5 separate regions of the Mus musculus genome follow, and all the other regions are linked to region 5. The links are chromatin loops, found by intact Hi-C in ENCODE. Cell type or tissue: heart. All regions are shown on one strand. Each heading gives the region's core, and the rest is flanking DNA. Links, peaks and the distances in the headings are about the cores only.

The links. Peaks named below come from ENCODE experiments on the same cell type or tissue, not always from the same donor. Only the 100,000 strongest peaks of a DNase experiment are listed, where the experiment ranks them.
Region 1: a loop joins it to region 5, with 3.0 times the contacts of the local background. A loop is called at or near these places in 12 of 42 quality-filtered maps.
Region 2: a loop joins it to region 5, with 4 times the contacts of the local background. A loop is called at or near these places in 8 of 42 quality-filtered maps.
Region 3: it touches region 5 in a loop (2.6-fold over the local background); 13 of 42 quality-filtered maps call a loop at or near these places.
Region 4: a loop joins it to region 5, with 8 times the contacts of the local background. A loop is called at or near these places in 41 of 42 quality-filtered maps.

What each region holds. Positions count from the first base shown.
Region 1 is chr19:46,595,433-46,601,683 of GRCm38, forward strand. Sfxn2 (sideroflexin 2) reads left to right here. Exons shown (of 12, transcript NM_053196.3): 12 at 1-1,469. It overlaps Wbp1l (WW domain binding protein 1 like), which reads left to right and starts at 3,674. Exons shown (of 5, transcript NM_001177812.1): 1 at 3,674-3,861. The coding sequence starts at 3,772. In heart, for the core only: no CTCF peak of the experiment used is centred there; DNase peaks (open chromatin) are centred at 3,479, 4,619 and 5,197; H3K4me3 peaks cover 2,105 bases; H3K27ac peaks cover 2,167 bases.
Region 2 is chr19:46,573,872-46,580,122 of GRCm38, forward strand. All of the region lies in intron 1 of Sfxn2 (sideroflexin 2), which reads left to right. Among named protein-coding and RNA genes, the nearest start is that of Sfxn2, 3.6 kb to the left of the region's middle. In heart, for the core only: no CTCF peak of the experiment used is centred there; no DNase peak of the experiment used is centred there; H3K27ac peaks cover 830 bases.
Region 3 is chr19:46,585,114-46,591,364 of GRCm38, forward strand. It overlaps Sfxn2 (sideroflexin 2), which reads left to right. Exons shown (of 12, transcript NM_053196.3): 4 at 592-690; 5 at 2,822-2,897; 6 at 3,111-3,196; 7 at 5,028-5,088; 8 at 5,371-5,437; 9 at 6,008-6,057. Among named protein-coding and RNA genes, the nearest start is that of Wbp1l, 11 kb to the right of the region's middle. In heart, for the core only: a CTCF peak has its summit at 2,928 (motif pointing right); a DNase peak (open chromatin) is centred at 2,938.
Region 4 is chr19:46,757,527-46,763,777 of GRCm38, forward strand. It overlaps Cnnm2 (cyclin M2), which reads left to right and starts at 4,083. Exons shown (of 8, transcript NM_033569.3): 1 at 4,083-5,867. The coding sequence starts at 4,247. In heart, for the core only: a CTCF peak has its summit at 3,379 (motif pointing right); DNase peaks (open chromatin) are centred at 3,975 and 5,415; H3K4me3 peaks cover 2,521 bases; H3K27ac peaks cover 1,664 bases; H3K27me3 peaks cover 496 bases.
Region 5 is chr19:46,866,324-46,872,574 of GRCm38, forward strand. Cnnm2 (cyclin M2) reads left to right here. Exons shown (of 8, transcript NM_033569.3): 5 at 2,215-2,308; 6 at 5,333-5,398. Among named protein-coding and RNA genes, the nearest start is that of Nt5c2, 93 kb to the right of the region's middle. In heart, for the core only: a CTCF peak has its summit at 3,438 (motif pointing left); a DNase peak (open chromatin) is centred at 3,358; H3K27ac peaks cover 312 bases.

The DNA of each region.
Region 1 (6,251 bases), core at 365-5,364, 270 kb before region 5:
CAAGGTATTTTGCCTGCTTTGTCCTTGCCCCCTGACCCTTGGGACCAGAAGCAGAGGTCTTCTCAGCAGAGGTTGCTGGTGTATGGGAGGTGCTCACACAGTTTAGGATATTTAGAAATCGAGTGATCCTTGTCCAGTCAGGACAGAGGATACACTAATCTCTTCCTCTTCTCCTGCTTCCTCCTTTTTTGGGGGGGGGGGGATAGCCCTGGCTGTCCTGGAACTCACTCTGTAGACCAGACTGGCCCCGAACTCAGAAATCCACCTGCCTCTGCCTCCCGAGTGCTGGGATTAAAGGTGTGCGCCACCACGCCCGGCTTGCTTCCTCCTTCCTAAGCAAGAGAAACATTTACCCTTGCGATTCTTAAAAAAAAAAGCTTTTTATCATTTTTTAAAACATTTTTATGGGTGGGTGTTTTGCTCCCATGCATGTCTCTGCATGCCGTGCCCACAGAGGTCAGAGAGCATGTCAGATCATCTGAAACTGGAGTTACTACTGTGAGCCAGCCTGCGGTCAAACCCTGGTCCTTTTGAAGAGCAGCGGCAGCTCTTACCTGCTGAGCCCTCTTTCCAGCTCCTTATCCAGGGAGAGATAAAGGAGCTATGTGAATCTTCTTGGGGACTCATCTCTACTCTTCCCCATGATGCCCTGACTGGGCTATCCCATTGGGAATGCTTCTAGATTTGAGTTTTTCAAGTCCTTGGAGTTATTTGTACTAAAAAAGACAAAAACAAACACAAACACAAAACAAAAACAAAACCCATGGACAAATAGTTCCTTTCCTTGGCCCATTAGGTCTCATACCAAAGAGGGCTGGGACACCTCTGAGTGGGAATTCACCAGGACTACAGCCTTAAAAACATGTAGGAGAGATGCAGGGCAGCACCTTTAATCCTGTACCCTCTGGGCAGAGGCAGGCGGATCTCTGAGATCGAGGCCAGCCTGGTCTACAGAGTGAGTTCCTGGCCAGCCAGGACTACACAGAGAAACCCTGTCTTGAAAAGACAAGGAAAATGAAAGTGTAGGGCAAACCACCATTTTACGGAGGTTATGTGGGGCATCAAGCTCTGCGCCTTGGAAAAATGACTATTCTGTCTTAATATCATGTCCAAATCCACTTCTGGGACCTTTAGCTGAGAGGTCTCTTCTCTCATTGCCTTCTCTGTTTTACAAGTCAAGTCCCTCACTGTGAGTGGGATGATTTCCTGCTGCCTTCCTTCCCTCTGCCTGTTAGGTCACATACCAAAGATTGCTGAGTGCTGGTGGGATGTGGAGCCTCACTTGGACACCTCAGACAGGAAGTCCACCAGGGCCAACAAGCCTAAGGAGGGCACAAAGGGCCACTTTAGTTCCCTGGGGGACTGGCTTACCTGGGGTCAGTGTGTAATGAGTTTTGTCTGGCAAGATTTGCTGATTCTGTTCAAACGCACCATTATGAATTGAATAAACTATTTGAAAGAACATGAAACACTGTCTGCAAACTAAGCTACTAACCCCTGATGGAAAGCAGGTTCTATGGTCTGACTTTGGCCTTGGCATGCCAGAGGATGTCACAACTGTAAGGGAACCTGTCTGATTTCCTTAATAATGGAGAAGAACCCACCGACCCTTGTCGGTGCTCCACAGGTCTCCCGGCGTAGATTATACATTGTCTTAGGGCTGGAATTGGCGAGCCATACATAGTCAAATCTGCCTGCTCTCTGGGTTTGTTTGTTTGGTTTTTTTCTTTTTTGTGCACTTAGGAACAAAAATTTATTTTTACGTTTCTTAATGGGCTATTAAAAGAAAACCTAGAATATGTGATAGAAGCTGTGCATGTGTCCCGTAGACTTTTAACACGCCTCCCCTATCCCGCAACTGTGACTTTTAGAAATAGATACTAGGCCTATGGGACATGCCATCAATCCCAGCACTTTGGAAGCAGAGGCAGCTGGATCTTCATGAGTCTGAGTCTACCCTGCTCTACATAGTATATTCCAGCCCTGCCTCAAAGGGGGAAAATGTGCACTATGGTCATCCGAAGATGTTGTGAAAACAGGTGGAAAGGCTCATCCCAGCTTCCGGTTCTGTAGGTCTGAGATGGAGCCCGAGGATATAACGCTGCCAGCATTCATCTGACACCACACAGTTGTACCAAAGGACTTCGAGTGCCGAGATCCCAGCTGTGATTTAACCCCACACCCACTTAGACAGTAAAATGGAACTCAGACAGCATGAAATTGGTATTTTCCTTTCGATGAAGCTCAGGCTATGCAGTCGTGAGTGCTGAGATTACAGCTATGCACCTCCACACCTAGCCAAATCCAGCCCTTTAAATTGTATGGTTTAGTAACGTTCAGTCCAGTCACAAAGTGCTACAGTTGTCACTACTGTAATCCAGAACACTTTCACTGTCCCTCCTAGAAAGCCAAGGTCGGTTCGGCAGCAGCCACACCCCCACCCGCTGCCAAACCCTTATCCATTTAGTTGAGTTGGCCTGTAAGGTGTTGAACAGCAGTTATAATGAGCAGGAGGGCTTTGCATGGGAACTACTAACACAACTTTGAGGACAGCCTGAGTTACCTAGTTTCTGGCTTGTATGGACAACAGGAAGAGACCCTACATCAAAAACTAGCCAAGTACATCCTGTAACTAATTGAAGTGTAATTTTTTCTTTCTTTTTCCCTCTCTTCCTCCCTCTATCTCTTCCCTTTCTCTGTTCCTTATGGCCCATACCAGGGTCTGAACTCAGGGCCTTGCCCATGCAAGCCATTTACCACAGAGTGATACATCCTCCTGCCCTGTTGGACAAGAATTCTCAAATTGAAGCAGCTACATGGTGATGTGTGGGTTTGTGTGGACTAGTATTGTCCTTGCGGTGTGTGGAGGGGCAAAGGGAAGCCATTTTCATTTAGCCGGAAGATAACATGGATGAAGCAATGATTGGTGGGTCTCAGAGCTATTTCTGAGTAGGGTCTGAAGAGTTTTGTCCTTGAAACTTGGGGGTAGCAGAGCACTATCGCTAAGAGAGGTGCTATTTAATAGGGGACTCAAATGACTCAAAGCTGCTGCTTGGGTAGTGAGCTTGGAAAAAGGATCCTGATAATAGGGCTTCCTGTAATTTAATACAAAAAGCACCAAAGGCTTATAGACTGCAGTTGGAAGCACGCTTTAGAATCATTATATCTCACTACTTTTTTTTCTTTCTTTCTTTTACCTCTACTTATTTTAATACAAAAAGCACCAAAGGCTTATAGACTGCAGTTGGAAGCACGCTTTAGAATCATTATACCTCACCACTTTTTTTTTTCTTTCTTTCTTTTACCTCCACTTAACTGTGGGAACATAACATTTCCGCCACACTCAAAATGACTGAAATACTGTAAACCTTTTCAATGCATCCGGGTGGTCGTGTCCCTAGCTCCTGTTACTTCCGCCACTCTCTGCGGGGCGGGGCGCTCTGCACTTTTCTGCACCTCGCAGCATTCAAGATGGCCCAGCTTCCTCCCACTTTTCATTGGCCAAATCACCTAGCACGAGGGTGGCTGGGACTGGTATTTGACTCACAGTTCTTTTGACCAATGGACAGAAAGTAGGAGCCAATGAGGCGCGGGAGCTGGAGACCCTCCCCTGCATCTGGGCGGGCCCTTTGCCTGGGGCGGGGTGGAGCCGAGCCGGAAGCGGGAGGGCAGAGCGAAACAGGAAAAGAAGGGAAGGAGGAAGCAGAGGGAAGAAGAGAGGGAGGAGGAGGGGTGGCGGCGCCGTGGCGGAGGAGCAGGAGCAGGAGGGGGATGGAGAGGAGAAGGCTCCTGGGTGGCATGGCGCTCCTGCTCCTCCAGGCGCTGCCCAGCCCCCTGTCAGTGAGGGCTGAGCCCCCGCAGGTAAGGGGAGGGCTTCTGGGCTAGCTTGGGGGTCTGGGGCGGTCGAGGCCTGGTTGGAGGGGGGTCTCAAAGAGGTTTGTTTGCAAGGAGTTGAGTGTTTTCGGGAGGGAAGCCCATGGCTAAGGTGGACCAGGTGAAGGGTGGGGGTGTTGATGTTTAGCTGAGGGACACCTGTGACGAGTTGGATGTCAAGAAGGTGGCAGAGGCAATGGTGCCAGGCGACTTGAGGGTCCTTTGAGAGGGTAGTTATGGTAGGTGCTCTGGAGGACTCTTCGCGGAGATCGCCGCACACTGGCGCCCGTGGGCCCTATTTCTGCTCCGCAGTAGAGTCCGGAGCCAGAGACTGTGTGCACACCAGTGTGTGCTGGGATCCCAGGTTACTGCACTGGCCCCAGAGGGAGGAGGGCTCAGCATGGTATTTATTTCAGGCTGGACAAAGGAAAAGTTCTGAGGGCATCCTGACTCTTATTTTTAATGCTGTAAGGCATAGTACGTTGGTGGGCTGTTGCTGGAGGTAAGGTTCTTGGGAGATAGTAGGGATGAAGTAGTAACCCCTCAGGAGGAGGGGCACATTTGAGTGTGAGAAAACCGTGCTGTTAGGCTAGCTGTCCTGGGAAGAAGTCACTAGTGCTGATCCGAGCGAGCCAGCTCAGGGCTTTTGAGCAGAGGGTGGTTCCGATGCCAATATCGGCAGCAAGTGGAGCACCCTAGCTTTTCTTGCTGGGTGGCTTGCTCTTCCTGAGTCCAGGGCCGAGATGCCTGCTTATGCTGATTCTAGCTTGGGCTGGCGTTTCGAAACCCTAATTGAAGCGTTACTCTTGGTGCCAGATTGGGTGGGGTGCTGTAGGGGGAATCACCCCTCCCCTGTTAAATCTGGCAAAGCTTCTATCGTTTCCTTTGGTTTCTCCCCTTTCTTCCCATCATTGTCTGTTTTCCACAGGCACAGGGACAGCCTGTGCAGCTTAGCACGTCACATCACGCTGAAGAGCAGAAATTGTTAGCAGAATTCTTACCTTTCCCCTTAGAGCTCAAGGGCAGCCCTTTCACATACGTATCTTATTTTTCTCCCGAATATCCTCTTCAAGAAACAAAACAAGAAAAACACCCAAAACCCCAAAATAATTGAGTTTTGTTTTGTTTGAGACAGGATCTTGCAATGTAGGTCAGGCAGGGCTTGAACTCTTGATCCTCTGCCGAGCTCTGTGATTTGATAAGATTTTTTTTTTTTCAAGTGAGCTGAAAGTCACAGAACAAAACCAACAGTTCTAAAGTGAATCACTGTGGCGCTCCATGGTTGTGCAACCACCACGGCTATCTACTTCCAAAACAGTTGAATCATCCCCAAGAATGATCCATATTAACCAGTTACTGCCTGTTTCCACCCCTCCCCCACCCCCAGCCCTGGCCCTTGGCGACACCCACTAGCCTGCATTGTGTCTCTGTGGGTTTACCTGTTCTGCACATCCCTGTGTAATGGAATGCTGTAGTATGTGGGGCGTCTTTCACGTTCCGTCATGTTTTCAAGGTTCACCCACATTGTGACCGAATAATAGTCCCCTTTATGTATATACTACAATGATTTGGCAGCTTATCTGTTGCTGTATCTTTTTTTTTTTTTTTTTAAGTCAGGGTTTCTCTGTGTAGCCCTGGCTGACCCAAAACTCACTTTGTAGACCAGGCTGGCCTCGAACTCAGAAATCCCCCTGCCTCTGCCTCCTGAGTGCTGGGATTAAAGGCGTGCACCACCACTGCCCGGCTCAGTTGCTGTATCTTAATGGGGCGGGGGCTGGGAGTGGGGATATGTTATCTGGGAGATAATCTGTGAATGATCGAGTTCGTTTTCTGATCTTTTCTTGTATTCCTCCCCAGGGATGAAGCCCTTCAGTTTTTGACTTTGTTTAGGTTCTTTGTTTTCTTAGTCAAAACCGTAAGCTGCCAGGAGAGATACATTTGTCTCCTTGAGAAGTTGCAGCTCTCAGGACTGGGAAAGTTAAGCGCAGGTAGTAGGTATCGATGGAATAGAATACAGAATAATGAAGTTGCTTTTTTCTATTTCTGTGGCTGTCTGAGGGCTGTTCCCTGTAGCCTTTGAATCGCCTTGTTAGGGGGCTTGATTTAGGAGTGTGGAGCCTTTGGAGGTGAGCTGGTTGTTCATAGGAACCAGGTCCACTTCTTGAAGGAAAAGCGTTGGCAAACGGTCCTGCAGTCTGGGGGCGGTGGTGGGGTCTTCAGTGCAAGGCTCTGCGTACAACTCATCAGTCTCGGGCTTGTTTTCTTACCGCAGTTCTGGCACTCGCAGTGCTTATTTTGGGGACAGGGTAGCTTTTGTACTTTGTTCCGTTTGGTTGGTTTGCTAGCACTGACCACTGCTGTTGTCTGGTTACATACAG
Region 2 (6,251 bases), core at 689-5,688, 290 kb before region 5:
GCTACCTCCCGCTCCTCTCACGCCCAGGGCCGACCACAGGACCTTTGTGGCATGTTGGTTCCCGACAACCTGCCTTCGTGGAAATTGCATTCTTCCTAGTGGAATGTTTTTTTTTATATGAGGTTTAATTTCCTTACAACCCTAGAAATCGGTTATTGTAGATGATAAGAGTCCGGACTTGAACTAACTTGTAAACTATTTTTTTTTTTTACTTGTAAACTATTTTATAGTGTTGCTTGTAAACACTGTGGCCCAGGTAGGAGTGCTGTTTGCCCCCGGGGACTGAACTCAGAATGCAGGGGTTTGTACAGGGTAGGCAAGCACTCTGCCACCGACCTACATACACTACACCCCACACCTCAGAGCTGTTTATACCTGTTAATAAGCAGAGAACTCTTCCAACAGCTCATAGTTTAGGTAGAAGTGGTATCTCTGGAAGTCTGTTGATGTGTGTTTACCTGTTATCTATCTTACAGGTCCATGTATGTCACGTACATAGAGAGCAATTCCTGTCGCAAAGAAAGGGTGACATATTATTATTATTATCAATAGTTTAATCTGGGGTTCAGGCGTTACCTCTTTCACCAACCTAGTTGCCATTACTTAAACAAAGGCAGATTTTTCCAGTATGGGTTTTCAGGTTTGTTGTCGTTGTTGTTTTGAGAGTCTTACTATGGAACTCTGGCTGGCCTGGAACAAAACTATGTAGACCATACTGGCCCTAAATTTGCACAGGACTGCCTCCTTCCTGGGTACTTCTGGGCACTGGGTACATAGTGCGAAGCTTTCAGGTCTTTTTTACAACCAAGTAAAGAACTTTCTATAAAACCTTTAAAACTATTTGCTTTACGTATATGAATGTTTTGTCTGCATGTATGTAAGTGCATCATCACATGTGTCTTTGGTACCCGGGAGCTGGAGTTATGGGTGGCTGTCAGTCACCAGGTGGGTGCTGAAAACTGAACCCAGGGATTCTTGCAGAGCAGCGATTGCTCTTTAAAGTGCTGAGCCATGGCTCCAGCCCCACAGTCAGAAACATCTGCTACCTGCCTACTTGTATCGGATCCTTGGAGGGAAAAGTCAATTCTGAATCTTGACTAAAGAAGTTCAAGGTGATCAGACAGAAGGTGGTGGCGCACGCCTTTGATCCCAGCCCTTGGGAGGCAGAGGCAGCTGGATCTCTGAGTTCGAGGCCAGCCTGGTCTACTAGGACAGCCAGGGCTACATGGAGAAACCCTGTCTCAAAAAAAGGAAAAGGAAGAATAAAAGAGGCACTAGGTGAGTTGTTAGATTAGAGACCCCTCCCCTTCCGTTTATCTACTAATCTACTGCTCTTCACACTGGGGCCCTTTTGTGGGAAAAGGCACATTCAGGGTTCCCTCAGGTAGCACGGTATCTGTTTTCACTGTTACCTTGGAGTCCCGATGAGTGTGTCTGTAAGCAGGAGCCTGGGCCTGCTGGTTTAATTATTACCGTCATTCTCCTGCTTGTTCTAGGCAACCTGACGGTAGTCTGCTATTTCAGTGGTCTTTGGTCTGCTCTTGCAGAGTTTTGAGCTGCCTGGACCTCCCCTGGCCAAGTGCCCACAGGGCAAATATTCTATGGGGGCAAGTACTCTTACCTCAGAACTGTGACTATGGGTCTGTTCTGAGCTTTGGTCCCACTTGCTGGAGGAGATGAGCTTTCTCTAGGGAAGATCACTCTTAGTCTGCTTCATTTGTTCTCTTCTCTCTCTCTTGTGCTCTGTCTCTCATAATTGATCTCGAGTTAAAAAAAAAGTGTGTGTGTGTGGTGATCCAGTACCTTGTGTATAGAGTGAAGATACGACCACTCCAGGTTATGGTTGAGGAGAAGATTTTACTGTAGATATGACCGGAAGTACACTTAGAAGCATCTGGGGGAGTCCAGAGCAGGGAGAGAGAGTAACACATTGAACATGGCCAGCAGAATAAACCAGGCCCTGGGAGGAAGACCAAAGAGGGGTCAAGAGAGCCCATGGCTGAAATGGCGCATGCGGGGGGTGGGGGAGGGGTGGGGGAGGGGTAGGGGTGGTGTTCTATAGGATTGAGAAGCTGGAGGAAGGGAAGCTGGTTTTCCTGAGCTGAGGAAGTTTAGGGTAGGGGTGGGGTAAGAAAAGCTGGGAGGAGTCACAGGTGAGTGAGGCTGAGGCCAGCAGACACTTCTGTGTGCCCAAGCTCCTGAGTGTCTTTTGGACTGACACCCCACGAGTGAGCGGGGTCAGAGGACTACTTGCAGGAGTCCCTTTCCTCCTTCCACCATGAAGTTCTAGCCAGTGAACAAGTTAGGCTGGGTGACAATTGCCCTTGTCCATCTACTCACCTTTCAGGCTCCCCCCCTCCCCCCCCCCCAGATAGATAGTTTCAATGTATCGCCCAGGTTTGTCTGAGCTTGTTTTAAAACAAGAAACATTTTACTTTATTTATTTGGTGGGTTGGTTGGTTTTGGTTTGTTTGAGACAGAGTCTCAATATGTAGCTTTGGCTGTCTTTGAACTCCCAGAGATGCACATGGCTCTGTCTCCCAAGTGCTGGGATTAAAAAGAGTGTGTGGGGTTTGCTCAGCCTCCTTTGACTTTTATATAAATGTTTGCCTGCCTCTATGTGCACTCCACTAGTGTCTGGTGGTCACAGAGGTCAAAAGGTGTTAGATTCCCCTGGAATTGGAGTCATGGATGATTGTGGGAACCACCCCGTGGATGCTGGGAACTGAAGTCTTGGGGTGGTCTGCAAGAGCTGTACCCCTGAGTGGTGGTATGAATGAGAGTGACCCCCATATGGGCTGGAGAGATGGCTCAGTGGTTAAGAGCACCGACTGCTCTTCCCGAGGTCCTGCGTTCAATTCCCAGCAACCACATGGTGGCTCACAACCATCTGTAATGGGATCTAATGCCCTCTTCTGGTGTGTCTGAAGAAAGCAATGGTGTACTCATATACTTAAAATAAATAAATAAATAATAAATAAATAAATAAATAAATCTTGAGAGAGAGAGAGAGAGAGAGAATGGCTCCCATAGACTCATATATTTGAATGCTTAGTTCTCTACACTGGTAGACTGTTTAGGAAGGATTAGGAGGTGTGGCTTTGTTGGAGGAGATGTGGCCTTTGAGTGGCCTTTGAGGTTTCAAAACCCATGCCAGGCTCAGTCTTTTCTCTCTGCCAGCTCTCCGTGGATTGGGATGTAAGCTCTTAGCTGCTGATCTAGCACCATGCCTGCTAGCCCGATGCCACACTTCCTACCCTGGTGGTTATGAACTAAACTTGGAAACTGTAAGCAAGCATCCTATTAAGTGCTTTCTTTTAAGAGATGCTGTGTTCCACTTGGATGGTGATGGCACTTGCCTTTAATTCCATTGCTTGTGAGAAAGAGGCAGAGGAAGGCAGATCTCTGGGAGTTTGAGGCCAGTCTGGTCTATAGAGAGAGAGTTCCAGAACAACCAGGGCTACATAGAGAGACCCTGTCTTCAGAAACCAAAGACAGAAAACCATGCATGGTGTCTTTTCATAGCAATAGATAATAATAACTAGCTAAGATGCAGTCTCTCTAGTCCTGGTCTGAATTCTTGACCCTCCTGTCTTTGCCTCCCAAATGTGGGGGTTTCTGACATGGGCTTCCATTTCTGGACTTTTTTGTTTATCTAGCGAATGTATGGTGTTGTGTGTATTGGTATATGAATGTGTTTGTGTGAGTGTATACACGTGGGTGTCTTCTTCAATCCCTCTCCCTACAACCAGAGCTCCGGATGCTAGAAGATCTAGTCCTGAGTCAGGGTCTCTCACTGAACTCCGAGCTCGTTCAGTTAGACTGGCTGGTCGGTGGGTTCCCGGAATCTTCTCCTTGTGCCCCCACCTTCCCACCCCAGCATGGAGGTTACAGGTGCACATCTCTACCCGGTGGTGGCACTTTACAGATTGAGCCATCTTTCCAGCCCCTTCTTTTTCTTTTTTAAGGTGGAAAATAGATTATAGTGAGCAGAGGACCTCTCCAGGTGAGCGGGAGGCACAGCCTCGTGACCTTGTTACAGCCTGGGTTGGGTTGATGTTCTCCTTCTCTCTGCTTGATACTGGTGGAACTGACAGTGTGTAACTTCAGGGAGACAGACCTGCTCTTACTGTGTGACCAAGGCAAGTCCTGAGTTTGACTTAGAAGTGCCATCCTTGAGATCAAGAGAACCCAAGATAAATTGTAACATATATCTTAGAGTAAGTAAGTTTTTAGAGGGCATAGGCGAGATAGAGCACTGATGGTGCTAATGAACTTCACTGTCTGTCTGCTGTGAATGACAGAAGCCCATGATGCTGTGAGGAAAGGCAGGAGGCTGTGAGGGCTCAGAACAGGAGGACCAGGGTTTTCCCTGAAGGACTCAGGAACTATGCATGTCCTTTGTGGGGGGATGTTGTTTCAGATACATAAGTGTAAATTTGGGGAGGAACCTTATGGCTTATTTAAAAAATAACAAAAGAAAGCAAAAGTGATAACCGCAGCCCAATTCCCGAGACCCGCAGGGCAGAAGGAAGAGAACTGATTTTCCCTCGAGCTGATCCCTGACCTCCACGTGTGCTCCACCGTGTGTGCCTCTCCTGCTCCAAATAAAAAAACAGACATGCAAATGAATAGTCCAGAAAGCAAGCGTCACCTGCATACTTAGCGTGTGACCACCACATCCTGGCGGAGGGGCCTCTGCGTGAAGGGCAGAGGCCTCTGTAATATTACCTTGAAGGTGGGAGGAGATGCCAGAGAGGGTTGGCTCTGTAGACGTGTATTGCACATGTGTGCGTATGTATAGGTGGCATGTGCACGTGTGTGTGTTTTGGGAGCATGGCACTTTGGTCCGTTGAGCTCAGTCAAGCTGTCCTCAGCCTGTGGCTCTGCGAACCAAGAAAATGTGTGACTTGCCAGTTAGACTCCTTTTAGCTTCTGTTGTGTCTAGGAAGTGAACCTTTTTCCTCCACCACGCATGCAGTTGGATTGAGGGAAACACTTTTGGTATTGGATCTATCCTATGGGGGTCAGGGAGAGAGGAGGGAGGCAGGGGAGAAATCTGAGTTCTGTCAATGATCACTTGCAGTCCAGCTTCTGTCTTCTCCAGAGATCCCATTTGAGGCCATTTTAAGGTCAGGCATGAGTGCTGTGGGCTCGGCATGTTGATTTTTCCCTTCAGTTTCTGGAGTGTGCTAACCCAAAGTCTCTCCCACCCTAATAACTACAACAATGCAGAAGTTGACCTCTATTCTCCATTTCCCCTCCCGTTGCTTCTGCCTGCCTCTCTCTCCTACATTCTTTGCCGTCTTTTCAGACCACCTATTTTTGTTCATCTCTTAAACATAGCAGTTCATCGGGGCTTATCTTCAGCATGCTCTCCCTCTCCCTCTCCCTCTCCCTCTCCCTCTCCCTCTCCCTCTCCCTCTCCCTCTCCCTCTCCCCTCTCCCTCTCCCTCTCCCTCTCCCTCTCCCTCTCCCTCTCCCCCCTCTCCCCTCTCTCCCTCTCCCCCCTCCCTCTCCCTCCCCCCCTTCTCCTCCCCATCTCCCTCTCCCTCTTCCTCCCTCCTCAAATTTTAGCTTAAGTGACTTCAGAGCTACTGATGCTGTTATAGCCTAGCCTATGGCTCTGTACTTTCATGCTGTAATACCTGCCTGCTGGCAAGCTGGACTTTCCCCAGGACACTAAATATTCCATGCTAGGCCTCAGGATAGCTATCGAGGAAAAATGAATACATTTCCCAACTTTACAGGTGAATATTTAAATTAAGTAAGGTGGTGCTTTAAAAAGCAAACAAACAAACCCACAAATGACCCTTTTGATGGTTACTCTTCATGTCAGCTTGCCTGCATTCAAAATCACTTAGGAGACACACTTCTGAACATGCTTGTGGGGGTGTTTCCAGAGAGGTTTGACTGGGTGGGAAAGACAGCGCTTTAAATGTGGTTGGCACCAACCATGGGCTTAGGTCCTAAAGTGAAGCAAGATGGGCACCAGCTTTCCCCTGTTTTACCACCTCCCTCTCCTGCCACCAGACCTTCCCAGCCACCGTGGGATGCATTCTTAGGAACCATGAGCCAAAATGCCCCGCCCTTTTCCCTCCTAACTTCCATACTTTGTTCTGCAACAAGAAAGCAGTAGCACCAGGATTGTAAGGAGAGGAGCCATCGCTCTGTCCCACCTGATCACGTGGCTTTAAGGAGAGGAGCCATCGCTGTGTCCCACCTGATCACGTGGCTTTAAGGAGAGGAGC
Region 3 (6,251 bases), core at 893-5,892, 280 kb before region 5:
GAGTTATCTTCCCCTCTCTATTCATTCAGTTAGTTGGTGAGCTATGGCATAGTCCAGGTGCCGGGGATTAAATATTTTAGAGTCTTCCCTCTTGGAGACACAGCATAATGTAGATTGGGAAGTAGTGGTTTTCGGTCGGGGAAGGAGGGAAGAATTTTGAGTCATGGGAACAGGACACATGGAGTGATTGTCTCAGGAAGGGCAGAAGAAGGATCAGAAAAATTCCAAGAAGAAAAGTATTGGGCTGGAGAGATGGCTCAGTGGTTAAGAGCAATGACTACTCTTACAGAGGTCCTGAGTTCAATTCCCAGCAACCATGTGGTGGCTCACAACCATCTGTAATGGTTGCCTTCTTCTGGTACGATTGAAGACAGCTACAGTGTACTCATATACATATAATAAATAATTTTAAAAAAAGGAAAAAGTATTTTAACCAAGCAGGATTCTGTGAAAGGAAGAGGATGTATCCCGGGGTGGGATCCCATCTAGAAGCCCAGGAGCATAAAAAGACTGGGAATGTCTTAGGGAGCTGCGGATGCTATGGTGCCACCCCAGAGCCCCTCTTTATCTCTCTTCCTCCCTTGCTTGTAGGACAATGCCTGCAGTCATTTTCTGGCAGTGGGTGAACCAGTCCTTTAATGCCTTGGTCAACTACACCAACAGGAATGCAGCTTCCCCCACGTCTGTCAGGTAGGCGAGCTGCTATCCTCTGACTCTCTGAGCAGCCCTGCCGCTCACTCGTGAACTTCTTTCTGAGTGGGGTCCACTCTGGGCAGGTGGCCAGACTACCCTTTCCCAGTGTTTGAAATATTAAGACCAACTGAGAGTATCTTTTCCCCAGACTATTTTGAAATATCCATTCTTTTGACTGATTTATTCTTTTCTTTTTTTCTTTTTTTTTTTTTTTTTTTTTTTTTTTTTTGAGACAGGGTTTCTCTGTGTAGCCCTGGCTGTCCTGGAACTCACTCTGTAGACCAGGTTGGCTTTGAACTCAGAAATCCGCCTCCCTCTGCCTACTGAGTGCTGGGATTAAAGGTGTGCGCCACCACCGCCCGGCTTCTTTTCTATTTTTTAAAAAAATATATATTTATTTTTACTTTTTAGATTTATTTATTTTGTGTTATTCTTTGTGCACGTCATGCTTGCCCTGTGCCTACAGAAATCAGAAGAGGGTATTGGATCCCCTGGAACTGGAGTTATAGATGGATGTGAGCCACCCTGTGGGTGCTGGGAATACAACCTGGCTCCTCTGCAAGGGCAGCCAGTGCTCGTGAGCTCTAGAGATGGATGGCTCAGTAGTTAGAGCATGCTCTGCATTGCCAGGGCTCCTAAGTCCGGATCCTACCACCTAGGTCCAATAGTCCAGCTCCGGGGTCTCTGACCTCTACATGCATGCATGCTCACATGTACACACACGTAATTTAAAAAAAAAAAAAAAACAAGCTGGGCATGGTGACTCACACTTTTAATCTCAGCCCTCAGGAGACAGAGGCAGGGGATCTCTGTGAGTTTCAGTCCATCCTGGGCTATGTAGTGAGACCCTGTCTTAAAACCAAAACTAAAACAGTGCTCTTAACCACTGAGCCATCTCTCATTCCTCAAGGTTTATTTTTGTTTGTGTGTGTCTTTTGTTACTGATCGCCATATGTGTGTGCAGAAGCCACAAGGTGTTAGATACCCTCCAGTTGGAGTTGCAGGTGTTATAAGTCATTGGGTATGGGAGCTGGGAATTGAACCTGGTTCTCTTAACCACTGAGCCATCTCTTTAGTCCCAGAATTTTGCTGAGTGTTAATTATGTGCCAGGCAAGGTTCTAGAGGCTTGAGATTCCCTTATGAGTAAGAAGAGGCTCTGTTTAAAGATCTTCTAACTGGGCTGGCAGGCAGAGCTCTGTGAGTTCAAGGCCAGCCTACATGTTGAGATCTCTCTCAATAACCCAACCAAACCAAACACATGGACGAGTGTGTAGTGATGCTTGCTTGCCGTTTTGTTGTCATGGAGATGCATGGTGGGACAGGACAGCAGTGGCTCTGTTTGGACTGTTCCCTTGGGAAATCCCTTCTGGAGAGATGGCATCCAACTGGGCTCTGAAAGATCAGTGTTGTCTTAGCTAGGGTTACTATTGCTGTGGTGAAACCATCATGAAAAGCAACTTGGGGAGGGAAGAGTTTATTTCACTCACAGTTCCATAGAACAGTTCATCACCAAAAGCAGGGAGGGCAGGAACTCAAGCAGGGCAGTAGACAAGAGCTGATGCAGAGGCCATGGAGGGCTGCTGCTTACTGGCTTGCTCCCTCTGGTTTGCTCAGACTGCTTTCTTATAGAACCTAGGACCACAAGTGCAGGGATGGCACCACCCACAATGGGCTGGGCTGTCTCCCATCAATCACTAATTAAGAAACCACAATGGGCTGGGCCGTCCCCCATCAATCACTAATTAAGAAAATGCCTTAGAGCCAGATCTTATGGAGGCATTTCTCAATTGAGGGTCCCACTTCAGATGACTCTAGCTTGTATTAAGTTGACATAAAACTAGCCAGCATAAGGATTCAAATATGTAGGAGGCCGGGAGGGTTCTCTAAACAGGGAGCAGCAATATACACTGGCTCTGAGGCAGAAAAAGTGCTGTGTGTTTAATGCTCTGAGAGAGGACTGAGGGTGCTTGGCACTGAGTGATGGGAATGTGGGTGAGACAGGTCACACGAGTCCTGAAGCCCAATTACTCGAGTCTCTTGCTAAAGAGACCCTGGCCCTGCCTGAGCCACTGTGACACCACTCCCAACACCTACGTGTTCATCCATCTCGAATTTCTCTCTCACTAGGCAGATGGCCCTCTCCTACTTCACAGCTACTACTACTGCGGTGGCCACTGCAGTGGGCATGAACATGTGGACAAAGGTACGTACGAATGGGGAGCTGTGGGCACAGTGACCACCAGAGGGCAGCAGAGTTCCAGTGAAAACAGCTTGCTCCAGCTCATAGGAGTCTGAGGATTCCAGAGTGGATGTCTGGACATATGTCACTGGCTGTGTTTGATTGCCTCTCTTCCTGTATATTCCAAAGCCTCTTGTTTGAGCTTGAATAACTTCTGTTGTTCCCTGCCTTCAACAGAGAGCCCCACCCTTGGTGGGCCGATGGGTGCCTTTTGCCGCTGTGGCTGCCGCTAACTGTGTCAATATCCCAATGATGCGACAGCAGTGAGTACAGGGAGCCTTGTTCTCTTTCTCCATCACAGGGTTAGCAGGGACGGAAAGGAGGCCAATGCGCTGAGCCAGTAGCTTCCTGGGGCTGGGCAGTACAGAGAAGACCAGTGGGCCACCTCAAGGGCCACCATTCCTCTATAATGGACCTAAGATAGTGGGCGATTTAAATTTAGTGTATTGGGTTGAGTGGGTTGATTAGTCATGGACCTATGGACCAGTCCTTTTTTCTTGTCCATGTCGGGGATTGAACTCAGTGCCTTGTGCATGCTAGGTAAGTGCTCTGTCCCTAAAACTATACCCCTAGCTTAGATCCTGGCCACGGGAATGAAAGTCAGAGCTGTAAATGCTGCCTAACTTCCCAAACTCTTAGAATAGCTTACTGGCAGAAATGCTGCAGAACTGAGCATCTAATGCTAGCACAGTATCCACGTGCTCCGAGAAGCCAGGGGCGGGGCAGGTGTGCCCTGGAGCTTTTCACAAAAGGTAATGCAGAAACCCATTGTATCTTGCAGGTTTTGTTTCTTGTCTTCTTTTTAGAGTCTTTTTTTTTTTTTTTAGAGAGAGAGAGACTTACTTACTTTGTATCCTTGGCTGACTTGGGAGTTTACTATGTAGACCAAGCTGGCCTTGAGTTTACAGAGATCCACTTGCCTCTGCCTTCTGAGTTCTAGGATTAAAGGCATGCGCCACCATGCCTGACTAAAGGTTTTATTTTTAATAATGTGTATGTATGTGTAGGTATGTGTCTGTGAGTGCAGGTGCCCGCAGAGACTGGACTCAGTGGATCTCCATGGAGCTGAAGTTACAGGCAGTTGTGAAACTGATGTGGGTGTTGGGAACTGAACATAGGTCTTCTGCAAAAGTGATGTGTGCTCCTAGCCTCCGGACTGTATCTCACTGTGTAGTCCTGGCTGGCCTAGAGCTTGCACTGATCTGCCTCTGCCTCTGCCTCTGCCTCTGGAGTGCTGGGGTTATAGTCGTACATTTCCAGAGGCAGTGGCAGTGGCTGCTGCTGCTGCTTCTTCTTCCTGTTTTGTTTTTTCTCTCTGACATGCTGGGTATTAGGCCTAGAGGCTCGCCATGCACACTAGCCAAGGATGACTACTGAGCTACATCCTCAGTCCAGTTTCTGTTTTCTTTTCCCTTTTGTATTTTTCTAGAACACGGGTGGCATAGGGCTGGGTATCTTGGATGCCATTGCCACTGTTGTCAGTAACTACAGCCACATTTTTTGGCAGGTGGAGGCTCACCACGGTAGCCCCTGGAGAAAGAGCTTACGGAGTGCTGTGCATGCACATCTCTCCACTCTCCTCCACTCCTTGCTCTGCCTAGCTCCCCAAGCAGATGAATGCGTATGGCTGTTTACCTGGTCTCCAACTGAGGGACGCCAAGAGCTTGTCTACACAGAGTAGCTACTGCTTGGGGGAATAGGTACTAAGTCAGGCACTGATCTCGGAACTTGGCCAGTAGATCATTTAATCCTCACTAGGTTCCATGAAGTAGGTGTCAGGATTATCCCTATTCTCCACATGAGGAACACTGAGGTTTAGAAGGGTTAAAGACCATTCTCAAGGTCACACATACGCCTACAGCTTTGGGAGTCTGCCCGCTGAGGCAGTGAGGATCCGGGGCTGGCTTTCTTGGCCTCTGCTCAGGATGGCTTCTGAGATACCATCTACTGGGATGAAGAAGAGAGACCAAAGGGCCAGGCTGCAGGAGGGGCTTCCTCCTGCATCAGTCCTTGGAGCTGGTGACCTGATGGGATCACCTGCCCGGCAGGTTCCTTGCACCTACTTCCTAACATCTAGAAACTTCTGTTGTTTAGGGAACTCATTCAGGGCATCTGTGTGAAGGACAGGAACCAAAATGAGCTTGGCCATTCTCAGGTAAGCAGAGGAGAGACTTCCTCCTCAGACCCCATCCCTCCTCGATGGCCTCACACTTGTCCTGGGTGCCATTGCAGGTCTGACACCCCCCATCCTCATTTAGTTCTTCAGACAGGCTTCCCACGTCATTTCAGGCAGGCGGGTTGGGTAAGGGCACTTGGCTCCTGGTGGGTCCATCCATGCCTTTACCTGCTCAGACTTGGCCATGTTCCCCCCTCACCTATATAGTGCAGCCCATGCACACTTGAAAAGTGATCCCTGACAGCTCTTCTCTGCCCCCAGAGAGCTGCGGCTGTGGGCATCGCACAAGTGGTTATCTCTCGGATCACCATGGCAGCCCCTGGCATGAGTAAGATGGGGAACACCTCAAATATCAGGGTGGGAGGGACCCTTGAATACCTAGTCGAGGCCTCGGTCACCTCAGCTTTCAAGTGGGAGGTACCATTACCTTCTCAGGCTTTTTGTGAGAGTGGACAGGGGACCCACACATGTTCTTCCAGTTTCTATCAGTTCATCTGATTGGGGGGAGCAAGGTAGCTTCATTTAGCTAATAATACTGAGCAATAGTGGGAGGTCTCTGGGAGACAATGGCAGAGGCAGTGGACTGCCCTGGGTCCCTGCAGGGCTGTATTGCAGAGTAGATACAAATGCGTTTGTGTGAGCCTGCAAGGCAGCTTTCATTTTGAGAAGGATGCTTCGGGTCCAGGGGGGGTGTGTCTGCCTTCTGCTGGTGAACACACTTTTGGGAAGCGTGCTTTCTCTGGGACTTGGGGGAGAGTCTGTGTAGCGGTGCCTGTGCAGTCTCTGTTTTTCTCCCAATGGCGAGTATTTTCTGGAGAGTCTTGGGGAGACGGCAGCCCCCTTGGCTGTGATCTGCCTGCAGCTGTGGGCTTCCCTCTCAGCCGCTTGTCTCTTGCAGTCCTGTTGCCTGTCATCATGGAGAGGCTGGAGAGACTACACCTGATGAAGGTAGGTCACTCTCCCTGTTACTCCCCCACCCTCCCACCGCACGCCGAAATTGGCCGAAATTGGCCCTCCTGCCCTTCCCAGTAGCCACCACCCCATCTTACTCAAGCAGAGCCTGTGCCAGCCTTTATCGGCCTCTGTTTCAGATATGAGAACAGGCTTCCTGACCTTGTCTGCAGGGAGCCAGGAGAACACCT
Region 4 (6,251 bases), core at 623-5,622, 110 kb before region 5:
GAAGGAGCAAGAGCAAGAGCTAGACTCCCTTCTTCCAATGTCCTTATATTGTCTCCAGCAGAAGGTGTCACCCAGATTAAAGGTGTGTTCCACCACACCCTTAATCCCAGATAAAAAGGTGTAGCCCAGATTAAAGGTGTGTTCCTTAAACTCGGAGATTCAATCTTCTGGAATCCATATCCACGATGGCTCAAGATCTCCAAACCAAGATCCAGATAAGGATCTCCAAGCCTCCAGATAAGAGTCACTGGTGAGCCTTCCAATTCCGGATTGTAGTTCATTCCAAATATTGTCAAGTTGACAACCAGGAATAGCCACTACACTATGGCTCTTTTTATTTAACCAATAGCTTTAAACTGTGGGGTAAGGTTTACATAGCATCATTGGCATACGTGAGGATCTGCTCATTGGGGGTTTATCAGGTCTTGGGGGGTCAGTATTTAGCACTGAATACACAGCAGCACCAGACCAACCTCCAACAAGAAACCTTTTCTCCCAGCTGTGAAAAAGCCACATTTCCCCTTTTCTTCTCAGTAGCCATGTCCAGAGAATATCTAGAAAAAGGAGGGGAGTGGGGAAAGACCCAACAAAAGCTCACAAGGCCTCCTGAGAAAACAAGCAAGCCTCAGGCTTTCCTCTAACTGAGTATTTTTATGAACTGCGGTGAAAAAAAATTCTCATTTTGCCTAAAAGGGTTCTAGCACTTAAACACGTGCTTCTGAAAAAATCCCTCCGGGCCATCAGAGTGGATTCAAGGGCAAGTCTGTGTAATTCCAGCGTGTCCCTAGTTTCTGGTTTTCCTCAGAAGACTGTGTGCTCTAGTGGCATTCAGATGTCACTCTTGGTGGGAGTGGACCCCAGCAGCAGAGCATATGTCCAAGGCCTTGGGGTTCCATCCCCTAACCCCAAATCCCATTTAGAGCATTAACTTCGAATGCTTTCCTACAACCCAGCAAATTTCAGAACAAAAACCTTCTCTATTAACCAGACCTTAGGTTAACAAAATGTATAGAGAAACACTTGTAATTTTTTTGCCATCTTTTAGAAAATCCAGTGCATGCCCCTTGGAGAGACATTTGGGTCTGGCTGCAGAGCTCATTCCTGAACCCGCAGACTGGGAGGTTTCCCTTCTGGACGGAAGAGAATTGAGCTGTCATTCTTCTCTCTTGTTTTCTAGTGAGGGATTCTGGGAGGGGAAGTTTAGTTAAGGAGGGTATTTGCAGGAGGTTTAGCTTAGCTTGAGTGACTCATTCAAGGTCGGGCAAGGAGAAAACGAAGCGAGGGTGAGACACCGCTGGCTACCTCTTAAAAATCTCAGACCCTCTGTGGCCTTTCATGGATTAAAATATGGTCGAAGTTGAGGTTTTGTGGTGTTAGCCCCCTCCCCTCCCCAGCATTTCAGGAGAGGCTTCCTACAAGCCCCATCGCCTTCTATCCCCAGAAGGATAGGTTGCGGAGCCCCAGAAACCACTCACTGCAAACCGCACCAGCAGCTTCTCTCTAACCTTAGAGAGCCTCTGAGACTGAGGGGATAACTCTAATGGAAGGAAAAATGGATTGGCTCAGGTGTCTAGACAGCTTTGTGTGTGTTGAGTATTCACGCAGAGTAGCAGCTCATATCCACCACCGAGGAGAAAGATGGCTCAGCAATGCCCCGTGTGAATCTAAGCCCGGCTCAGTTTGTGGTGTCGCCTGGGAGGTACTCTTCTGTTTTGCTTAAGTCTTGAACCTCTAGCCCGCTTCAGGATTGCTCAGACTGCACTTTCCTGACCGCTGCTTTCTCTGCACAGGAAATGTCTGTAGGGCTGGCAAGTACTTCTTCCTGTCTCTGCACTCCCACTCCAAATGGTGCATTCAATATTCGAGAACCACTAACTGTCTTCCCTCTTAGCCTGGAACACACTTTGTCCTCACATTTTCAGTTAGCTGGCTTAGAAGCCCTGTGTCTGTCCTGAACCTTTGTCAGACATCTAAAGACCTCAACTTATAAACTGTAAATACTACTCTTGTAAGCTCATAAGAGACCTAAGAATCCCATTTTCTTCATCTAAAGTGATTTTTCCAATATAGCAGTATGAGAATAGGAAGTAGGGGAAAAATCCCCCAGACACCAGAGGGCTAGGACTAGAGTTGACCATTTACTTAAAATAATCAAAGTAAAAGCTTCTTTATTTCTTTAACACTTTTTATATCATGTTTTGAATATCTATAGGTGTGTTCTAGGGTGAACTGATATAACAGTGTACAAAAATTCTAGAGAGGACAGATTATCAACCAAATGAGTAATTTACACATGGTATTAGTAAATGATCTTTGCTTTGAAGAAAAATAAGGGAGAGATGGAGTCTGGTGGCTTTGAGCAAAGCCTTTAAACAGGGCTATGTTGGCATCTGAAAGAAGTTGAGTCCCATCCACAGGACATGGCACATGCGAAGACGCCAGGAAGATCCCCTGGCAGTGACTGAGAAAATGACAGAGCCTGGTTGGGGCAGAGCTTGCAGAACCTTGTAGGCGATGAGAGCACTCTGGCTTTTGTCAGGAGATGAGGAGTTAGGGGAGGGCTCAAATATGGGAGCAATGGGCCCTGGGTTGACAAGTCATTAGTTGGAAGGTCAGGGGAATGGTTGAGGACAAGCATAAAAGAAGACAGAATTGCGGCCGGGCGTGGTGGCGCACGCCTTTAATCCCAGCACTCGGGAGGCAGAGGCAGGCGGATTTCTGAGTTCAAGGTCAGCCTGGTCTACAAAGTGAGCTCCAGGACAGCCAGGGCTATACAGAGAAACCCTGTAAACAACAACAAAACAAAACAAAACAACAAAAAAAAAAAAAAAAAAAAAAGAGAGAATTGCGAGGATACCGCTGAAATGAGCCCAGAAATCACTCGTCCTGGAAATTATAAAAAACACTGTGGGTGTTCACAAAAAAGGAAGAGTATTGTGTTTATGGAATACAAAGTAAGATCAGGAAAAACATTTTAAAACGCGCTTCAGTTGGGAGGCAGAAAGTTCAGTTTGGGAGCTACTGTGCTACCGCATCTAGTCTGATGCAATGGACTTGAGAGTCCTGGTGAGCTGTGCTCCACAATGAATCTTCTCCGGAGCTAACAGCGTTTGACCTGTGCATTTCATAATAAGCTTTCATGGGCCTTCTCAGGTTGCTCTCCCCTTCCTATTTCCCCAAATTGCCTGGGTGCACGTTAAAAAACAAAACAAAACAAAACAAAACAAAACCAAAAATAGGGTCCATCTCATTCTGTGATTATAGCAGGACTACAGGAGAATCCCTGTGATGACAAAGTTTGGGAAGCTGACCACACTTTGAGAGGTTTGTTGAGAGCTAGAAAACAGCAAAGGTCGTCCGTGAGGGCCGGCAGGTGGCGCCACATGATCGTGAGCAGCTGAGGGCTCACAGAGTCACGGAGACCGCAGGTCCTCGGCGTTGCTAGGGCCACCCTGTCACCGCGAATCTCCAGAGGAACCGCATGCAGGGGTAGTGGGCTGGGGGGCTTGACTAGTATCCCGATTTGGTTTTAGGCTATGTGCATCGTAAGCTGTCTCCAGTCCGGCTCTGGTGCTCCCAGGGAAGGAGGGCTCAGCCCATTCTGCGGCGACACGGAGCCCCGTGGAGCCCGCAAGTCCCTGCAGCAAGGACCCGAGGCCTCGCGCCTCAGGGCAGTATTGCAGGGCTGCCAAGCCGCGCGCGAGGATCTACTACAGAGACCCCACAGGGAGCGCCGCACCCGCGGACCGCTCCCTTTCATTGGCCGCCTGGAGGAAGACCACGCCCCCATCCCTACAGCGCTCATCTTTGACTGGCTCTTGCATCCGGGATGGCCACGCCTCCTCCCCGCGCATACACAAGAGTCACGCGCCTTTCAGTTGGAAACTTGGCATGCAGAGGAGGACAGTGGCCCTCATCTCCCCGCCCACCTCCCGTGCCATTGGTGCGGCACGCCGACTGCGACCACGCCCCCATTCCAGCCCCCTGGCTGGGAAGGCGGGCACCCGCTCTTGATTGGCTGGCAGACCTGCCTCTCGCGGGAGAGGCTAGCACGCCCCTCCCTCCGCTCCCTCCTCCCTCGAGCCCGGGGGTTCCTCAGCTGGCTCAGTCCGAATCAGTGTCATTCAGAGAGAAGGACAGCTAAGGGCTGGGCGCGAACGCGCGGTTGCAGTCCTGCTCGGGCGCCGGTGCCTGCGCTCGCGCCGCCGGGTGGGAAGGATGAAGCCTCAGCTGGAGCAGCCACCCTATGATTGGCTGTGGCGCTTGTGAACCCGAAGTAAAGATGGCGGGCGGGCAGGCAGCCGCCGCACTGCCCACTTGGAAGATGGCGGCGCGCCGCAGCCTCAGTGCCCGCGGCCGGGGGGTCCTGCAAGCAGCTGCGGGCCGGCTGCTGCCGCTGCTACTGCTGAGCTGCTGCTGGGGAGCGGGCGGCTGCACAGCGGCCGGCGAGAACGAGGAGACCGTGATCATCGGGCTGCGGCTGGAGGATACGAACGACGTGTCGTTCATGGAAGGGGGTGCTCTGCGGGTGAGCGAGCGGACCCGGGTCAAGCTGCGGGTGTACGGGCAGAACATCAACAACGAGACGTGGTCCCGCATCGCCTTCACTGAGCACGAGCGGCGCCGGCACACACCCAGCGAGCGTGGGCTGGGGGGCCCCGCGCCTCCGGAGCCGGACAGCGGCCCCCAGCGCTGCGGCATCCGCACCTCAGACATCATCATCTTGCCCCACATCATTCTCAATCGCCGCACATCGGGCATCATCGAGATCGAGATTAAACCGCTGCGCAAGATGGAGAAGAGCAAGTCTTATTACCTGTGCACGTCTCTCTCCACGCCCGCACTAGGCGCCGGCGGCTCCGGGTCTGCGAGTGGCACCGTCGGGGGCAAGGGTGGCGCGGGGGTGGCCGGACTCCCGCCTCCTCCGTGGGCCGAGACCACCTGGATTTACCACGACGGTGAGGACACCAAGATGATAGTGGGCGAGGAGAAGAAGTTCTTGCTGCCCTTCTGGCTGCAAGTGATCTTCATCTCGCTGCTGCTGTGCCTGTCGGGCATGTTCAGCGGCCTCAACCTGGGGCTCATGGCTCTGGACCCGATGGAGCTGCGCATCGTGCAAAACTGCGGCACGGAGAAAGAGAAGAATTATGCCAAGCGCATCGAGCCGGTGCGCAGGCAGGGCAACTACCTGCTGTGCTCGCTGCTGCTGGGCAACGTACTGGTCAACACCACGCTCACCATCCTGCTGGACGACATTGCGGGCTCAGGCCTTGTGGCGGTGGTGGTCTCCACCATTGGCATCGTCATCTTCGGAGAAATCGTGCCCCAAGCCATCTGCTCCCGACACGGCCTGGCGGTAGGGGCCAACACCATCTTCCTCACCAAGTTTTTCATGATGATGACATTCCCCGCTTCTTATCCGGTTAGCAAACTGCTGGACTGCGTCCTGGGCCAGGAGATAGGCACGGTCTATAACCGGGAAAAACTGCTGGAGATGCTCCGGGTTACTGACCCCTATAACGACCTCGTTAAGGAAGAGCTGAACATCATCCAAGGGGCGCTGGAGCTCCGCACCAAGACGGTGGAGGACGTGATGACTCCCCTCAGGGACTGCTTCATGATAACCGGCGAGGCTATCCTGGACTTCAACACCATGTCGGAGATCATGGAGAGTGGCTACACTCGAATCCCGGTGTTCGAGGGAGAACGTTCCAACATCGTGGACCTGCTCTTTGTCAAAGACTTGGCCTTCGTGGATCCGGATGACTGTACTCCCTTGAAAACCATCACCAAGTTTTACAATCACCCTTTGCACTTCGTTTTCAACGACACCAAGTTGGACGCTATGCTGGAAGAATTTAAGAAAGGTGGGCAATTTTGCTTTTTTTTTTTTTTTTTTTTTAAATTGGCTTGCTCTTTCTGTCTCCGTCCTCCTCCCTCCTTGAACCCTCTACCCCTGAGACCAACCCCCCAAGGAGAGTTGACCGGATTTTCTCCCTTTCTTAATTGCAAATTTGAAAGGATGGCATGGACTTGGGGACGGATTGAACTCGTGAGCACTTCTAGGTTTAAAAGCCCAAAACTGCCATTACTTTTTCACACCATCAAAAAACAGGCTTTGTAATTCCAGTGTTTGAAATTTGACCCTCTAGGGGCCATCTACTTCATTCATTCATTGTAGGTGAAAGAAAGTACAGACCGGCTCGCTTACATCTGATCACAGACATTTGGAAAATATTTAAGTAGCCTTA
Region 5 (6,251 bases), core at 387-5,386:
CAGTCACAGGCGTCAGGCTGGTCTTTGTCTCTCCCTTCTTTCTGGGACCACCCTTCCCGTCACCTCTGCATCTCCAGCCCCAGCTCAGGTTGGTGCGAATCTTCTTCCTTCTCCGCTGCCGCTGGACCCTTTGCGGAAGACCTGGTCCTGGCTGGAAGTTGTCCTCATTTCTCAGCCTTCTGGTTTCCCCCAAGATGCCCATCGCTTAGTCCCTCAAGCGCACACTCCTGTGGGAATGGCTTCCTCCGTCTCCCTCCTTACCCTCCCTGAGAGTTTCCCTAACTGTGTCCCTTCCTCCCCTGGGCCTTTTCTCAGCACAGCCACACTAGCCTGGTCTGTGCTATCTTCCTGAACCCATGTCCTCTGCAAAAGCTGCCCATGTCCCAGGAGCCCTGTGCCCTCTGTCCCCTGTCTGTGCAGACCTGGAAGCCTGTCTGCTGTCAACCTGGGTTAGACCTTCCTTCATACCAGTGGGTCAGCCAGATCCTGTCTATCCATAAACTTCTCCAGAAAGAGTGTCCTCGTGCCAGAACAGGAAGTAAATGGGTCTCTCGGAAACTCTTCCAATCTTTGTTTCCTTGTGCTTGTCTGTGTGTGCGCGAGTGTAGGCACATGCATGCTGGTACCTGTGACAGCCAGTGGTATTTTCTATTATTGCCTTCCGCCATATCTTTTGAGTGATCAGCTGGCCAAATGACTGGCCAGTGAGCTCTGAAGAGCCACCTGTATCCATCCCTGCCAAGCACAAGGGTTTCAGATGTGGTGGGCACATGTCTCTCACATGGTGATGGAGACCCAAACTTGGGTCCTCGTGCTTGGTTGGCAGGCATTTATCAACTGAGCCTTCGTCTCGGCCTCCAGCTTTGAGAACAGTTTTTAGATAGGATGTCACTCTGCAGCCCAGGTTGGCCTGGAACTTTGTTATGTTATGTCACCTCCCTAGGGTACACTCTAGTCTGGATTACTGAAGACCCTTCTTTTTGCACACCCCCTCTGCCTCTCTTTAGGCACAGGAAACAAGACCAGACTGGCCTTGGGCTTGTAGCAATCTTCCTACCCCTGCTTTGTGAGCGCTAGGCCTGCAGGCATGTGCTTCCATGCCTGGCCATACTGTCTGTTCTTCATGGCATGTTCGGGTGGTTGCCTCCCTCACATTGGAATACAGCTCCTCTCTGCTTGTGGCTCCTCTCTGCTTGCGGCTCCTCTGGGTAGGGTATGGCTGCATGGCTGCGATGCTCTAACTCTTGCTCCTTTGCAGGTTGCTTTAAAATTCTGGGTTTAGGTGCTGGGGTGCAGCTGAGTGGCAGAGCGCTTGCCTGGAGGACATGAGGGGCAGGGTTAGAGCTGCAGCACCACACACAGTCGAAGATGGTTCATAGGGTCTGGCTAGGATTTCCCGTGCCTAAAGAGAGGCGGAGGGGGTGTGCAAAAGAAGGGTCTTCACTAATCCAGACTAGAATGCACCCTAGGGAGGTGATGGGATAGTTCATGTTCATGGGGTGGCAGGTGCTGAGGGCTGCTCTTGGATCGTCTGCTTTTCCCGGTTCCTCTTTCCCGACTTGGAAGGGGGATCACCTGTGTCTGCCTCCTAGTCTGGGCATTAGTGAATTTAAAGTGTGGTGTGGTGTTAGCCTGCGGGCCTGCCTTCTCTTCCCCCCTTTCTCCTCTCTCTCCCGTCCTCTTTTTTTTTTAATTTATTTATTTTATGTATGTGAGCACACTGTGAGGGCATCAGATCCCATTACAGATGGTTGTAAGCCACCATGTGGTTGTTGGGATTTGAACTCAGGACCTTTGGAAGAGCAGTCAGTGCTCTTACCCACTGAGCCATAACGCCAGCCCCCCCCCCTCCTTTGAAGGCCTCATAGAGTCCGGCTGGTCATAGGTCTCTGATACTCCTGCCTCTGCTTCACTGAGGCAGGCTTCCCTGAGAGCATCCTCAGCATTTGGCTTACCGCTGCTTTTCATTACCGAGGGCCCTTGAAGAGCTGGGGCTGTGGGGAAAATGTTAAGTGGGCCCACAGATACTGATCCCTTTATCGTTATTTCCAGAGGTCCAGCCTAACACAGTTCTCTAGTTTAGATGAATATGCCCGCCCCTTTATTTTCCAGAGCTTGTCTTTCTTGGGATCATTGGAGAGGAGTGTGGCCAAGCCCAGGGAGGACTAGCTTTCTGTGTCGTTGAAGCTGAAGTCACACCTTTTCTTCCCACAGGGGAAGGTGGAGGTGGAAGCTGGGAAAGAAGGCATGAAGTTTGAAGCCAGCGCTTTCTCCTACTATGGTGTGATGGCCCTCACAGCCTCTCCAGGTGAGTAGCCCCGGCATCTGTTTCAGGAAGACGCAGCCCTTCTCCCTCAGTCTCCCCTGAGCCCAGCATGAATCGGTTCTCGTTGATGCGCATCATAGAGACAGAAGCTGTACCCATCCCGGGTATACGCCTTCATAGGTCTCCACACCCAGCGAACACAGCTGTACACACTAGGAGAGGCAGACTATTAAGGCCTTAGTGATAGAGAGAGGAGAGAGTAAGCATCCTCCTCTGAATCGCTGTCCCCCAGAGGTCCCCCCTCACTTCTCGAACGTTGTAGGACACAGGATGTAGTGGGCTGACTCTGTTTTCCTCTGCCCGGGTTGTGCTGCCATGGTCATCTGGGCTCTGCGTGGGTGTGCTTCCTTCCCATCCCTACTATGTGCTTGCAGTTCCCTCATCTGATGGTTGAGCAATGCACTAAGGCCACCTGAGGCTACGGAAGAAGGGAGGAGTGCTGCTGCTCAGCGCCCGCCCTCATTTTAAATCAGTCCAGAGCCCCGGTCTGTGGACTGTGTCCCCACACTCTCAGGAGTGTGTCTTTCCCATTTACCTCCCTGGAAGTACTCTCAAGAGACATACCAGAGGTGTGTTGCCATGGCGACTGTAAACTCAAGGGATGCTAACCCTTAGATTAACCATCCGAAGGCTATTTCCTGTTAGAGGCACCTGCGGAAGCTGCGTGTCTTCTGTGGGTGTGTGCGCTGGGGTCTGCTGAGTTGCTAGTTAGCTTTAGAACTTTTTAGAAGCTTAGCACTTCCAGAAGCCTTGTGTCTGTTACATCCCCTCCCCCCCGGCCACCCCCCCCCTGCCCCGCCTGTTTTGGGAAGTGTTCCCTGGTCTCCATTCCAAGTCATTCTAAGTCTATCACACAGAGTAGCTCTTCTGGGGATTTTCCGTTACATCTCCCAGAGGCTGAGGGAGTTTGCTGCTACTGTTTGTCTAGAGAGCTGGCTGCTTGTGGTGCGTGGTTATGCCACCACGGGGATTGAGCAAGTTCTCTGAGAGTCTGAGGGGCCTGCAGGGGTGTCAGCACCCAACTTTGCTATTGCTTGCCTGCCCTGGCCAGGAGTAGATTAGGCAGGTAAACGGAGGTGCTGTGGTGCCACCTGGTGGCCAGAATACAAAAGGACATTCTGTACAAGGAAACATTTACAACGGCCAAAGCTAACCACAGTCCTTTTTAAAGGAAGGTTGTCAAACTGAAAAAAAAAAAAAATGTAACAGCAATGGCAACCCTTCAGGCAAGTTTGTCTTTGTGACATCTGTCTTCCCCTGCTGTCCCACGCAGCAGTGTGACTGGCATAAGGATGTAAGCGTTAAAAAGCCAGTAAGCTGTCAAGATTCCTTGCTCTCTCGTGCAGGCTTTGCTGTCCTAAGGGACATTGTCCCTGAGTGTGCACATGAGCCTGCGTGGTCCCTCCTAGAAGGTCTTTGTTATGAACTTGAAAGTGATCTTCCTTCCCACTGTGTGGTGACACTGAGGAAAAGCCCTTGGTGTCCCATAATATCCAGGAGGACACAATGAGGTGCTGTGCAGACAGTGTGCTGTGACCTTAAAATACAAGGGAAAGGTGGGTGAATGGCTACAAGTTCAGAGTCAGCGTAGTCTACACAGACCTTGTCTCAAAAGTGTGAAAACAGAACAACAGGAAGAAACATTATGTCACAGGAAGGTATTATCATTGTGACTGTTCTGGGACTATGTGTCTCGAGTTAGCGTAGGTTAACAGACCCCTATTTTTAAGGCATCTCTGTAAACTGATGAGAGCAACACACTTTTGCTGATGACTGGTTATTTAAACCTGAACACTAGCCTCGCTCACAGTGAACAGTAGTGTAGGGAAAATCCACGAAGAACAGGATAGCAAAAGGCTGGGAATGGTGGCCACACTAGTTCCAGCCCTTGTGAAGGAGGTGGGAGGACCATGAGGCTAGCCTGAGCTAAGTAGTAAGTTTGAGGTTAACCCTAGACCATAAGAGACCTTTCAAACCAACTGAAAAAAATAACAACAAAAGGCAGCAAAGAGCTGACCATTCACCAGGAGGCCCCCATCATTCATTTCAAAGGCTGACCTGGGTCTGGGGGTCTGTGTGTTCACTGAGATGTCCGATCAGTACAGGACATTAAGGCCTGCCTGTGTCTGCTCAAGAGGAAATCGCAGGTAAAGGTGCTTGCCACCAAGCCTGGTGACTTGAGAACGACTCCCACGTGTTGCCCTCTGTTCCCCACGTATGTGCTATGGCCGGCGCACATGTTCACATGTAAATGGAGAGTCAGCTGTCTACTGGGGAAACAGAGATGGAGGTCTGCAGTGAGACTGAGGCCAGAGTGGCCTACAGAACAAGTTCCAGGCCAGCCAGGGCTCTAGGTTGAGACCTTGTCCTGACACAAAGCAGTAAAATAAAGCCCTCAGTCCTTGGGACATGTGGGAAGGCATGCCCTGTCCCTCCTGGCCTGCTCTTGGGGTCTTCCCTGTGATGGGGCTAGTCTCCCATCAGAGTGAGCAGTGCTGAGCCTAACCTTTGTCTGCCATTCTCAGGCAGTCTGTACAGTTGCCTCTGCTCTGAAATCTGCAATCATCTCAAGCAACTCAAAGTATCAAGCCAAAATTATGAAACCAATAATACCAGTGAGTTGGGTAATCAGGGGCTTGTGAGGCCGCATGGTGAGTGAGCGCCGCAGTGCAGCGTGGGCCTATTCTTAGAGCCCCTACCAGCTGAGGCTTGGCTAATTGTGACTCAGACATTGAGAACAGCCTGTTTTGGAGCTGTGGACCTCAACTGGGTGTTGGAGGTTTAAGAACTTTCCAGAAAAGAGCACAAGGACAAGATTCTTCCCAGTGGCATACTGTTCTGGGGAAGTCATTTGTGTCCCTTCCTTTTATGTAACAGCAGTGGGCTTTGCTACTTGTGGGGTGGGATGCTCACGTTAGTGAGACAGCGTCCACTGCAGTCCCCTGGATGGGAAGATCTGTCTCTGCCTTTCAATGTGGTCTCACCCTGTTTTTCTCCATTTTCCAGTTCCTTTGTCCCTGTCTCGCACCTTTGTTGTCAGCAGGACAGAGGTGTTAGCTGCGGGCTCTCCAGGTAACTCTGCATGCTTCCTTTCTCCTAACCCAATCATTGATCCATTGCCTGCCTAGACCCTGGGGAAGCCTGGCCACCGGGCTGCACACTGTTTCCACAGCGCTGTTCCCAGCTTCCTGCCAGCCTGAAAATGCCAAGGCTGCTGCCTAAGATGGAGCTGTCCAGAAAACATAAACGACAGAGGTCTAGAAAGGAACTCTGGGCCAGGATCCATGGTGACCGGGCATAGGGAAAGTCTGTATGGTGGCTGCCTGTCCCACTTCTCATCCCACCTCACAGGTCTGGGCCTTGCAGCTCTGCCCCAGGTTTGCCCAGAGTCTTACTCGTCTTCAGCATGTTATAAGATGTGGAGTTTGCACTGGAGTCTAGACTGCTTTCCTTTCCCAAAGAATCAATTTGGACAGAATCTTGGGAGTGCATGAACTTGTCCTGGCAAATGAGAAAAGCCCATACTTACCCTAGTTTGGGAGTACTTCTCCTTCCCACCCACAAGTCCCCAACACACACACACACACATACACACACATACACACACACACACCACACACACACACACACACACACACACACACACACACACACACCACACACACACACACACCACACACACACACACACTGTGACCTGTGACTCTCTGCCCTCCTCAGGCAGATGACCCTGCTGCTCTGTTTGGGCTCAGTGCTGTGCACTTTCCTAACCAGCAGCTGATTACCCCCCAGCAGGAGAGCATGGCCAGGCCTAATACGCCCACTACAAAGAAAAGTTTTAATCTTTCTTTAATTAAAATTGCTTAGCCTTAATTGAGCTTGTTGTGGTACACACCTGTATCCCAGCATGCAGGATCGGAGGCAGG